Linked DNA regions of Homo sapiens: regions 1 and 3 are each linked to region 2. The links are chromatin contacts, found by Hi-C or POLR2A ChIA-PET in ENCODE. All regions are on one chromosome and are shown on one strand. The core of a region is the stretch at or near the end of the contact, and the rest is flanking DNA. Distances in the headings are between cores, read along the strand shown. Region 1 has its middle 10 kb from the start of IL32. Region 2 holds the start of PAQR4 (progestin and adipoQ receptor family member 4). Region 3 holds the start of MMP25 (matrix metallopeptidase 25).

Region 1 (3,260 bases), core at 274-2,773, 110 kb after region 2:
ATGTATGGACGGATGCATGGGCAGAGGCAAGGATGAATGGATGGATAGATGCATGCACAGAGGCAGGGATGGACAGACAGATGAATGCACAGAGGCAGGGATGTACAGAAGGATGCATGCACAGAGGCAGGGATGGACGGAGGGACAGATGCAGGCACAGAGGCAGGGATGGATGGACAGACAGATGCATACACAGAGGCAGGGATAGATGGACAGATACTGGCACAGAGGCAGGGATGGATGGACAGATGCAGGCACAGAGGCAGGGACAGACAGACAGATGCATGCACAGAGGCGTGTATGAATGGTTGGAAGGATGCATGCACAGAGGCAGTGATGGATGGGTGGGGAGATTGGATGGATAGATGCCGGTAGGTCGTTCTTGTCCTGGAGGAGGTGATCCAGGCTAAGTCCTCACACCGGGAGGGGCAGGAGGCGAGCATGGGGAGATACAGCTGTGTGTCCCAGTGCACTGGAAGTTACAGATGACATCGATGTCCTGTCCTGATGAAACAGGAAACACAATTGTCATTTGAAAGTTAGGGCTGAGGGCCGGGCGCGGTGGCTCACACCTGTAATCCCAGCATTTTGGGAGGCTGAGGCGGGGGGGTCACCTGAGGTCAGGAGTTCGAGACCAGCCTGGCCAACATGGTGAAATCCCGTCCCTACTAAAAATGCAAAAATTAGCTGGGTGTGTTGGTGGGGCGCCTGTAATCCCAGATACTCAGGAGGCTGAGGCAGGAGAATCACTTGAACCTGGGAGGCAGAGGTTGCAGTGAGCTGAGATCACGCCATTGCACTCCAGCCTGGGTGACAGAGGAAGACACCGTCTCAAAAAAAAAAAAAAAAAGAGACAGAAAAGAAAGTTGGGGGCCGGGGCTGGATGAAAGCTTGAGGGGCTGTGGGCCTGGCATGGGGCTGAGGGGAGTGTGCAGGAGCTGCCTGCCAAAGCCTGGGGCAAGGATGATAGGAGGTGCTGGGGCCCCTGTGGACTGCCCTCTGAGAATCTCGTGAGGCTGGGTCTGCACAGCTGTGGTTGTGTAACTTCCCCCAGATGCATGGTGTGACAAGGGTGCAGGAAGGGGTGCAGGGCCCGGAAGCTCAGTGTGGTTAAAGACATGCAAGGCAGGATAGAAGGTGAGAGATGAATGATATGGCCGTGATCAAAACACCAAACTTCAGTTTCTCAGAAAAAGGACTCAGAGCAACAAGAGAACCTACAGTCAACAAGGACATTCATCAGCGCACATGTGATTTGAGCAAGACCATTGAAGCCCCTGCTGAACGGCAGGCTGGCAGAGCCAGGGTACCTGGCCATCTACCTTGAAGTCTCTGTGCCTCAGTTTCCTCCTCTGTAAAATGGACATAGGGGACAGGTTTGGTGAGAAGTGAATGAAAACGTGTTTGCTACCCCTCTTAGGACTCATGTTTCATGCTTAGATGCTCAGCTAGTGGTTTTAGGGACCGAGAGAAATTTGCTTTTCAGTTCACCAGGTCGTTACCTATGAACCTGCCCTGAGCAGTGCTGACCTTAGTTAGAGATGGCCATGAAACTCATCCGCATGGGGTAATTGGGGCCTCCCTGTGGTGCTGCAGGGCTATGTCTCTGTCTTGGTCTCTTCAGGCCTCTCAGCAGCTGGAGCAGGAGCTGGCAGGCAGCTCACCGATGGATAAGGAGCTGGGCTTTGGCCAGGGCTGACATGGGAAGCGTCTCGGTCCTGCCGGTCCTGGCGCCTGAGCTGAATCCGGAGGGAAGAGGCTGCTGTGGTGGGAACAGGCTGGGAGCCAGGCCTGGCGCTGGGGCCGGCAGGCTGTGTTCTGAGAGTGCCTGCTAGAGGAGCTCTGTGTTCCCAAGGAGATGGAGGAAGACCTGGGGTGGGGGTGGTACAGGGTAGGGAGAGGAGGGGCAGAGGCTGTGGACAGGGAGATGGGGGAGGGGGGATGGAGGACTCAAGGGATGTAAGGGATATGGCTTGAGGAGGGATGGGGGCAGGAATGAGGGAAGGTCTTGGGTCAAGGACATGGACCTACATCCCCAGCAGATGGGGGAGATGGGCGGGGGTTGCTGACCATAGACTGGAGCTGGGAGGAGGGTACGCTGCCAGGGCTGGGGCTGCCAGCAGAGAATGGCACGCACCTTATAGGCTCCTGCCCCTGCCCCACTGCCCCCTCAAGTTCAAGTTTCTTTTTCTTTTCTTTCTTTTTTTGAGACGGGGCCTTGTTCTGTTGTCCAGGCTGGAGTTCAGTGACATGGTCATGCGTCACTGCAGCCTCGACCTCCCCAGCTCAAGCAAGCCTCCTGCCTCCCTGCCTCAGCTTGGAACCTGAGTAGCTGGGACCACAGGCGTGCACCACCATTCCTGGCTATTTTTTAATTTTTTTGTAGAGAAGGGGGTTCTCCTTATGTTGCCCAGGCTGGTCTTGAGCTCCTGGGCTCAAGTGAAACTCCTACCTGAGCCTCCCAAAGTGCTAGGATTACAGGAGTGAGCCACCACACCCAGCTCCTTCCCCTCAAACTTCTGTGCAAAAAGTGCTCCCTTCCCAGAGGAGGGTCCCCATCTGTGTGTAAGGTGGCCCCTTCCTCTATGTGTTCTCTGGGTCGCTTCAGCCCTGTGGCCCAGTGTCCAGCACAGCCATGCTGAGTGGGTGACTGGAGAAAGGGATCGTGGAGGATTGGGGCAGGGGGGTGCTGGGCAGAGGCGGCTGGGGTCACCTCTGGAAGGTGTCCTGCTGTTCCTGTTGGCTGCAGCTGCACTTGCAGGGCCTTCCTGTGCCCCCCTTTCCTGGTGCAGGGGCACCCTCTGCTTGCTGAGACCAGCTCGGTCAGGGAGATCTTAAACCAGGGGCGCTAGAGGAATTAAAGACACACACACAGAAATTCAGAGGTGCGAAGTGGGAAATCAGGGGTCTGACAGCCTTCAGAGCTGAGAGCCCCAACAGAGGTTTACCCACATATTTATTAATAGTAAGTCAGTCATTAGCATTGTTTCTATAGATAATAGATTAACTAAAAGTATCCCTTATGGGAAATGAAGGGATGGGCCGAAGTAAAGTGGTGGGTCTGGTTAGTTATCTGCAGCAGGAGTGTGTCTTTAAGGCACAGATCACTCAGGCTATTGTTTGTGGTTTAAGAACGCCTTTAAGCGGTTTTCCGCCCTGGGTGGGCCAGGTGTCCCTTGCCCTCATTCCGGTAAACCCACAACCTTCCAGCGTGGGCGTCACGGCCATCATGAACGTGTCACAGTGCTGCAGATTTTGTT
Region 2 (3,487 bases), core at 803-3,302:
CCCGCCTCACGCCCCTCTCCGCAGGGCTGCAGGACGCCGCTGAGGACCCAGAGGCCCCCGAGGGCTCGGCCCAGACCCCCGCGGCGCCCCTCGACGGGGCCAACGTGAGCTGCAGCCCCAGGCCTGGGGCTCCGCCGGCCGCGATTGGGGGTGAGGCGGGCGCGCGGGACGGGAGTGAGTCAGGGAGCCGCCCCCTCGCGCCCATCCTCACCGCAGCCGTGTGCCCGCAGCCCGGGTCTTCTCGACGGTGACGGCTGTCTCGGTGCTGCTGCTGCTGCTCCTGGGGCTGCTGCGTCCGCTGCGCCGACGGTGCGGGGCGCTGGGGCAGGGCCTGAGGGCGGACCGGTGGTGGGGAGCTGGAGCCCCAGAAGGGAACAGAGCTAGGAAGGAACTCCTGGGTTCTTAAGGGAGCGAGGCTTTGGGTCCACGCACAGGATCGCGCGCGGGATCGCAGGTAGAGCAGGACGCTGCAGCGGGATTGGACCGGCTCGGCTGATGTCTGCTCCCTCTCTAGGAGCTGTCTGCTGGCTCCGGGAAAAGGGCCCCCGGCGCTGGGGGCTTCCAGGGGCCCCAGGAGAAGCTGGGCTGTGTGGTACCAACAGCCCCGAGGGGTGGCCTTGCCCTGCTCCCCCGGGGACCCCCAGGCTGAGGGTTCTGCCGCGGGCTACCGGCCTCTGAGTGCCTCCAGCCAGAGCTCCCTGCGCTCGCTCATCTCCGCTCTCTGACTCTGGGCCCCGAGGGTCCGCTGGGCCCGCCGCCGGCGAGATGGACACCTGAGATGCTGTGCTGCGCCCTGCCTCGGCCTTGCGCCTGTGTAGGGGCAGCTCGGCCTCTGGTCGCCTTGGGGAGACCAAAAGTCGGACAGGAAACATCTGGTGCTATTATCTGGGACTTGGCCTGACCGTGGGGGTCCAGATGGTCCAGGCCCTCTCCATGGACCTGTATGTGGGGGTGGTCTCTGGTTTCGGAGGTCTTTGAACCCCTCTGGGGGTGGTCCTGGACTGCCGTCCTCAGTGAGAGGTCACAGGTCAGCAAAAACAGTCAAAAAACCCCCACAGATTTTGAATAAAGGATCTACTTTGGTACGGGCCTCGAAAGTTCTTCCGTGGTGGGAGGAGCATGTTAATGACCATACAAACGCCGAGGGTTGCGTGTGTCCATGCAAATGAAGGGCGTTGCACGCAGACTTTGGTGGAGCTGCCTGGAATGCAGAGAAGGACCTAGAACACAGACAGATGGGTGGGTGGGTGGAGTCCTGTAGAAGGCGGGGGGTGGAAGGGGAGGAGGATCGTGGGCAGCGTTATGCTGAATAAGGGGTGCCTTCCCGGTCCCTGCTCAGGGTGGACGGGGCGGAGGTCGACTTTGCTCCCCTGGCCTCCAATCTGTTTCCTGTCTATCCTCGGTAGGGCCCCGCAAGGGTGCTCCTTGTGGGCGATAACTGGGAGCAAGTTGGGCCGGGCCCACGCTCCGAGAAGCCTAGCGCGAAGGATAGGGCCTCTCCCGACGGCTGCGGGCGCGTGAGGCACGCCTTCAGAGGCCTGGGTACCGTGGAGCGCCTTGCTGCACTCGGGAGTCCAGCCTGCGGAAAGATCACTTTGGAGCGGGGGCGTACCGGATGTAGGCCGGACCCGTCCGGCAGCACCTTGGACAGAGCCCCGTCTGCAGGGTAGGGCTAGGTGGCAGGACTATGCCCCCGAGGGTGGGTGCCCAAAGGTACGGAGACCTGGGTGTCACGCGGAAAGCCCGGATGCACAGTTCTGAGGGACGCGAGGTGCCAGGGTCACTCTAGCGCAGCCCGCAGGACCCAGAACGTTGGGTCGCAAGCCCACAGCCACCCCATGCAAATGAGGCTGGGAGCGCGCACACTATGCTAGGAGGCGAGGCCTGGGCGGCCTCGGGGCGGAGCCTCCCCGCCGGCCACGCCCATTGGCTCTCGCTGCGCCGACGTCAGGAGCCCGGCGCGCGAAACGCTGGCCGGCCGGCGGGAACTAGGAGCCTGGGCGGAGCCTGGCGTCCCCTCCCGCGTCCGGCCGCGCCCGTCCTCCTGGCTGCAGAGAGACTACCGGCCACCGCCGCCGCCGCCGCCGCGAGCTGTCCCTGCGGCGCGTCTGCCTTGGCGGAGCCGACCGCAGTGCGCTCAGGCGTCCGGTGCGTCCCCAGCCTCCGCCCCGGCGCGGGGGCGACGGACTCGCGCGTGCGCAGCGCCGGAGGGGCGCGGGCTGGGACCCCCTAGCCAGCGCGTGCGCCGATCGAGCGCAGGGCGATGGGTGGGCGCCGGGCGCCGGGCGCCAGGCAGTGATGGGCCTTCCCGCGCTGCGGCCCCACTGAGGAGGAGGCTCGGGGACAGCAGGAGCACGGGCTGCCCGCGCGGTGCGGACCATGGCGTTCCTGGCCGGGCCGCGCCTGCTGGACTGGGCCAGCTCGCCGCCGCACCTGCAGTTCAATAAGTTCGTGCTGACCGGGTACCGGCCCGCCAGCAGCGGCTCGGGCTGCCTGCGCAGCCTCTTCTACCTGCACAACGAACTGGGCAACATCTACACGCACGGTGAGCCGCGTCCCGCAACGCGCTTCCCACACCCCCGGCCGCCCTACCTGCGTTGGGCCGGGGGCACTGAGGCCGAGGAGGGCCCCAGCGCCCAAGTCCAGGGCTGCCCCGGCCCTGGCACCGCCAGTAGCCGCGGTGACAAAGCTGCCATTGTCCCGGGCCGCGCTGCCAGCTTCCGTTTTCCCGGCGGGTGGGGGCCGGGTCAGGAGAGGGGAGCAGAGTAGGGTCTGAGCCTGCTTAATCCCTCTGAGCCCCAGGGGTAGGGAGCATGGTGTCCGGCCTCTGTAATCCCAGCGCCCTGGGAACCCCCTCCCGCCAGCACCCAGCCGGGAGATGGTGTTGACTGCGATGAGGAGGGCCCGGGAGGAGCCTCCCAGCGCCGCCGTCCTGACGCCCCCGCCCCAAGCCGCTCTGTCTTGGGGCTCCGCCTGGTGGCGGCTCCTTCTTCCCCCAACAGGCGTCCGGCCCCTCCTCCGCGCCCCGCGGAGCTCTGCTGACACAGCCCTGCCCGTCCTTGAGCTGCCCCAGGCGGGCAAGGGGCCCTGAGCGGCCTGGCCCAGCCTGGGTGCCTTTCCCGAGCTTTTGCCAGGCCACATTCTCACAAGGGTGGGCAGCCTTCGGAGCCCCGTTTGGCCCCTGGGAGGCCAGTACTAGAGGCCGGCAGGGAGGGGTGGAGACCTCCCAGAAAGGGCTAGGCTGGAATCAAACTCCCCAGGGAGAGGTCTGGGGAGATGGGACAAGCCCCTCGAAGCCCCCTTCCCTTCATTCTGGACTTGTCTTCCCCCACCTGGCCTCACCCCTTTATAGAAGATAAAAAGGCCCAGTGCCTCCATTTGTCTGGACACTTATGGAGAGGGGAGGACTTGGGTTGGGAAGAGCAAGCCAAGTGGCCCCGGGCTGGCATCACTGCTCATGTGTCCTCTTCACAACTCAACTTGAGGT
Region 3 (3,140 bases), core at 569-3,068, 77 kb after region 2:
TGACAGGCTGAGACAGGAGGATTGCTTGAGCCTAGGAGTTCCAGGCTGCGGTGAGCTATGATCATGCTACTGCTGCACTCCAGCCTGGGAGACAGAGCGAGACCCTGGCTCAAAACAAACAAACAAACAAAAAAACCAAAACCAACCAAACAAACAAAAAAAACAAACCAGAGAGAGAAGAAGAATTTGTATGTTAAAGCCCTAACCCCCAGTACCTCAGAATGTGATTATAGTTAGAGATAGAGCTGATAAAAAAGTGACTAACTTAAAATGAGGCTTTTAGGGTGGCCCCGATGATTGACTTCTTACAAGAGGTCAATGACCAGGCGCGGTGGCTCACGCCTGTAATCCCAGAACTTTGGGAGGCCGAGGCCGGCAGATCACGAGGTCAGGAGATGGAGACCATCCTGGCTAACACGGTGAAACCCCGTCTCTACTAAAATACAAAAAAATTAGCCGGGCGTGGTGGCGGGCGCCTGTAGTCCCAGCTACTCGGGAGGCTGAGGCAGGAGAATGGCGTGAACCAGGGAGGCGGAGTTTGCAGTGAGCCGAGATCGCGCCACTGCACTCCAGCCTGGGCGACAGAGCGAGACTCCGTCTCAAAAAAAGCAAAACAAAACAAAACAAAACAAAACAAAAGAGGACGATACTTCTGGGGTGTGCAAGCGCAGGGGGACGGCCGTGTGGGGAAACAGCAAGAGGACGCCCATCTGCCTGCCCAGGAGGAGGCATCCGGAGAAACTAGCCCCTCAGGCACCTTGATCTTGGCCTTCCAGTTTCCAGAACTGTGAGAACGTAAACTTCTGGTTGAGCCTCCCAGTCCTTGGTGTTTTGTTCTGGCGGCCCCAGCGAGCGGGCGCGGGATCGCAGTGTTTGCCTTTGCATCTCCAGCTCCGCATCCTGCTCGCTGTTTATTTTGTGAGCAGCTCCGGCGGCTGCCCCTGAACTGCTCCGAGACTGAGCAGTTTAACTCACACTCGCCCACCCGCCCTCCCCAGGAAGCCTCCCGCCCGCTTCCTCCAGTTCCTTCCCCACCTGTCCGGCCTCCTAGCCCGGTGCTCTCGGCGCGGGAGGAGGCGGCTCGCAGACCCCCAGGTCTCGGCTTCCCGGATCTCCCCCGCCTACTCACTCCCCGGTCCCCGGCTCCCGGCACTGGCAGGCGCTGTGGCTTCCGCGCAGTGGCTGCAGCATTTAAATGTCCGGCACTTAGGGAGAGGGGTGCAGTCGCGGAGCAGCCGCTGCTCCCGGCATCTAGAGGGGCCCAAACCCCCGCGTGCCCAGGCCGAGCCCCGCGCGCAGCCCACGTGGGCTGAGGGACTGAGTATTGGCCCTCGGGCAGCTGCAACCGCGCACAGCTGGAGCTGGCGGGGCGGAGGGCGGGCCGGGACCCCGCGGGGAAGGAGGCTTCCTTCCCAGCCTCCTGCTGCCCGGAAATCCCCCCGGCTCTCAGACAACCTGCCCCACGGGGTCCTGGGGGGAAGGAGAGGGGCGGGATACAGGGATGGGGAGGGCTGGCTGAGCCGAAGGCCCGGGCCGCCCTCCCCCAGGCCGCGCGGCTTCGAGAAAGCAGAAGCGAGCCCTGCCCCGGGGAGTCCCACAGGAGCGGGGATCTGGGAAGAGAAACTTGCGGACGAGGGAGTTAGAGCCGTGGACCCCCGGCCCCCGCCCGGGCGTCCTGCGTCGGAGGAGGGTCTCTGGGTCGGGCAGGGGCCACCTCTTGGCCCGCCCCTTGTCGCTGGACGTCCGAAGATTGGGCCATTTCCCTTGCCGCGCCCTTACCGCATATCGGGGTGCGCCCGGCCCGGCCCGGCCCGCCCCACCCAGCCCTCCGCTCGCGCCCGGAGAGGAGGGGCCGCTGGCGCAGCGCCCCGGGACCCCGAGAGGCCGCCGCGGCACATCCAGACCTCCGCCGCTCCCGCGCCCTCTCAACCATCCTGGGATTCCCGGGCCCACCCGACCCAGCGGCGCGACCCTGGCCCTCCGGGACCCTCCGCTGACTCCACCGCGCACTTCCCGGGACCCCCACACACATCCCAGCCCTCCGGCCGATCCCTCCCTACTCGGTGCCGGGTGCCCCCCGCCCTCTCCAGGCCCGGATCTCCTCCCCCAGGTCCCCGGGGCGGCCCCAGCCAGGCCCCCTTCGAACCCCGCCGGCGGCCCGGGCTGGGGCGCACCATGCGGCTGCGGCTCCGGCTTCTGGCGCTGCTGCTTCTGCTGCTGGCACCGCCCGCGCGCGCCCCGAAGCCCTCGGCGCAGGACGTGAGCCTGGGCGTGGTGAGCGCGGGGTCCGCAGGCTCCTGGGGTCTGCAGAGAGATTGGGAGAGGGAAGCCGGGCCCGGACTCCTGGGTCCGGAGGAGGCAGGGGCCAGATTCCAATATCCAAAGAGTGACTGAGGATGGGGTCTGTGCTCCCGGCTTCTTGGGTCTGTCGGGAAGTTTGGGGCTGGGATTTGGAGCTCTGGAAAGGAGCTGAGGTGCGGAGCTGAAGTCCAGACAAGACTGGCAAACCCGGGACTGAAGCGGGGACCTATGGAGGGGAGCAGGCAGGCATCCGGGGCTGGGGCCCTGGGCTCTGGGTGCCTGGGAGGGGCAGGGCTGCCAGGATGGTGGTGGGCAGAGAGAGCCCATACTTTTCACCCAGCCCGCTTCACCTGCCCCCTCCGATGCCCTAGGACTGGCTGACTCGCTATGGTTACCTGCCGCCACCCCACCCTGCCCAGGCCCAGCTGCAGAGCCCTGAGAAGTTGCGCGATGCCATCAAAGTCATGCAGAGGTTCGCGGGGCTGCCGGAGACCGGCCGCATGGGTAGGTGGCCCCCACCCCTCCCCAGCCCTGCCTCTGCACCCAGCCTGTCCACCGCCCAACAGCCTTTAGACCTCAGTGTGCTCCTGGAACACGGAGCTGTGAAGATGCTGATCTCAGGCCCCAAACCCAGAGGGCCTCAGGCGTTCATCTTTCCATAAGCATTTATCAAGAACCTGGTGGCTCATGCCGGTAATCCCAGGGTTTTGGGAGGCGGAGACTCAAGGATTGCTTCAGGCCAGGAGTTTGAGACCAGCTTGGCCAACAAAGTGAGACCCCCCCACTCTCCAAGGATTTTTTTTTTTTTTTTTTGAGACGGAGTATCCCTCTTTTTGCCC

Evidence for each region. A loop is a pair of places that touch in the nucleus more often than their neighbours do. ChIA-PET counts read pairs that join two places held with the same protein, here RNA polymerase II (POLR2A). Pooled maps may share reads with other maps.
Region 1: a loop to region 2 is called in a pooled map, with 3 times the contacts of the local background. The contact joins the enhancer-like site here to the promoter of PAQR4 in region 2. A Hi-C loop is called at or near these places in 2 of 50 pooled maps.
Region 3: a loop to region 2 is called in a pooled map, with 2.7 times the contacts of the local background. The contact joins the promoter of MMP25 here to the promoter of PAQR4 in region 2. A Hi-C loop is called at or near these places in 2 of 50 pooled maps. POLR2A ChIA-PET finds 5 or more read pairs at or near these places in 9 of 52 experiments (B cell, H1, HEK293 and 5 more).

Annotation. Positions count from the first base shown.
Region 1 is chr16:3,074,033-3,077,292 of GRCh38, forward strand. It overlaps the pseudogene LOC107984896. Among named protein-coding and RNA genes, the nearest start is that of IL32, 10 kb to the left of the region's middle. RefSeq lists silencers at 486-669, 3,057-3,216 and enhancers at 850-969, 1,040-1,129, 1,250-1,299, 2,647-2,696. Within about 2 kb of position 1,524, at least 16 of the 41 ENCODE cell types and tissues checked have a DNase peak (open chromatin) inside an H3K27ac peak, as active enhancers do.
Region 2 is chr16:2,967,296-2,970,782 of GRCh38, forward strand. It overlaps PAQR4 (progestin and adipoQ receptor family member 4), which reads left to right and starts at 2,053. Exons shown (of 3, transcript NM_152341.5): 1 at 2,053-2,545. The coding sequence starts at 2,380. It overlaps KREMEN2 (kringle containing transmembrane protein 2), which reads left to right. Exons shown (of 9, transcript NM_172229.3): 7 at 25-150; 8 at 231-309; 9 at 515-1,085. The coding sequence ends at 725. RefSeq lists enhancers at 1,035-2,024, 1,478-1,557 and silencers at 1,818-2,237, 2,268-2,437, 2,448-2,497, 2,528-2,647, 2,918-3,057.
Region 3 is chr16:3,044,743-3,047,882 of GRCh38, forward strand. MMP25 (matrix metallopeptidase 25) reads left to right here and starts at 1,819. Exons shown (of 10, transcript NM_022468.5): 1 at 1,819-2,274; 2 at 2,673-2,805. The coding sequence starts at 2,176. RefSeq lists enhancers at 772-851, 2,700-3,140 and silencers at 1,292-1,491, 1,532-1,821.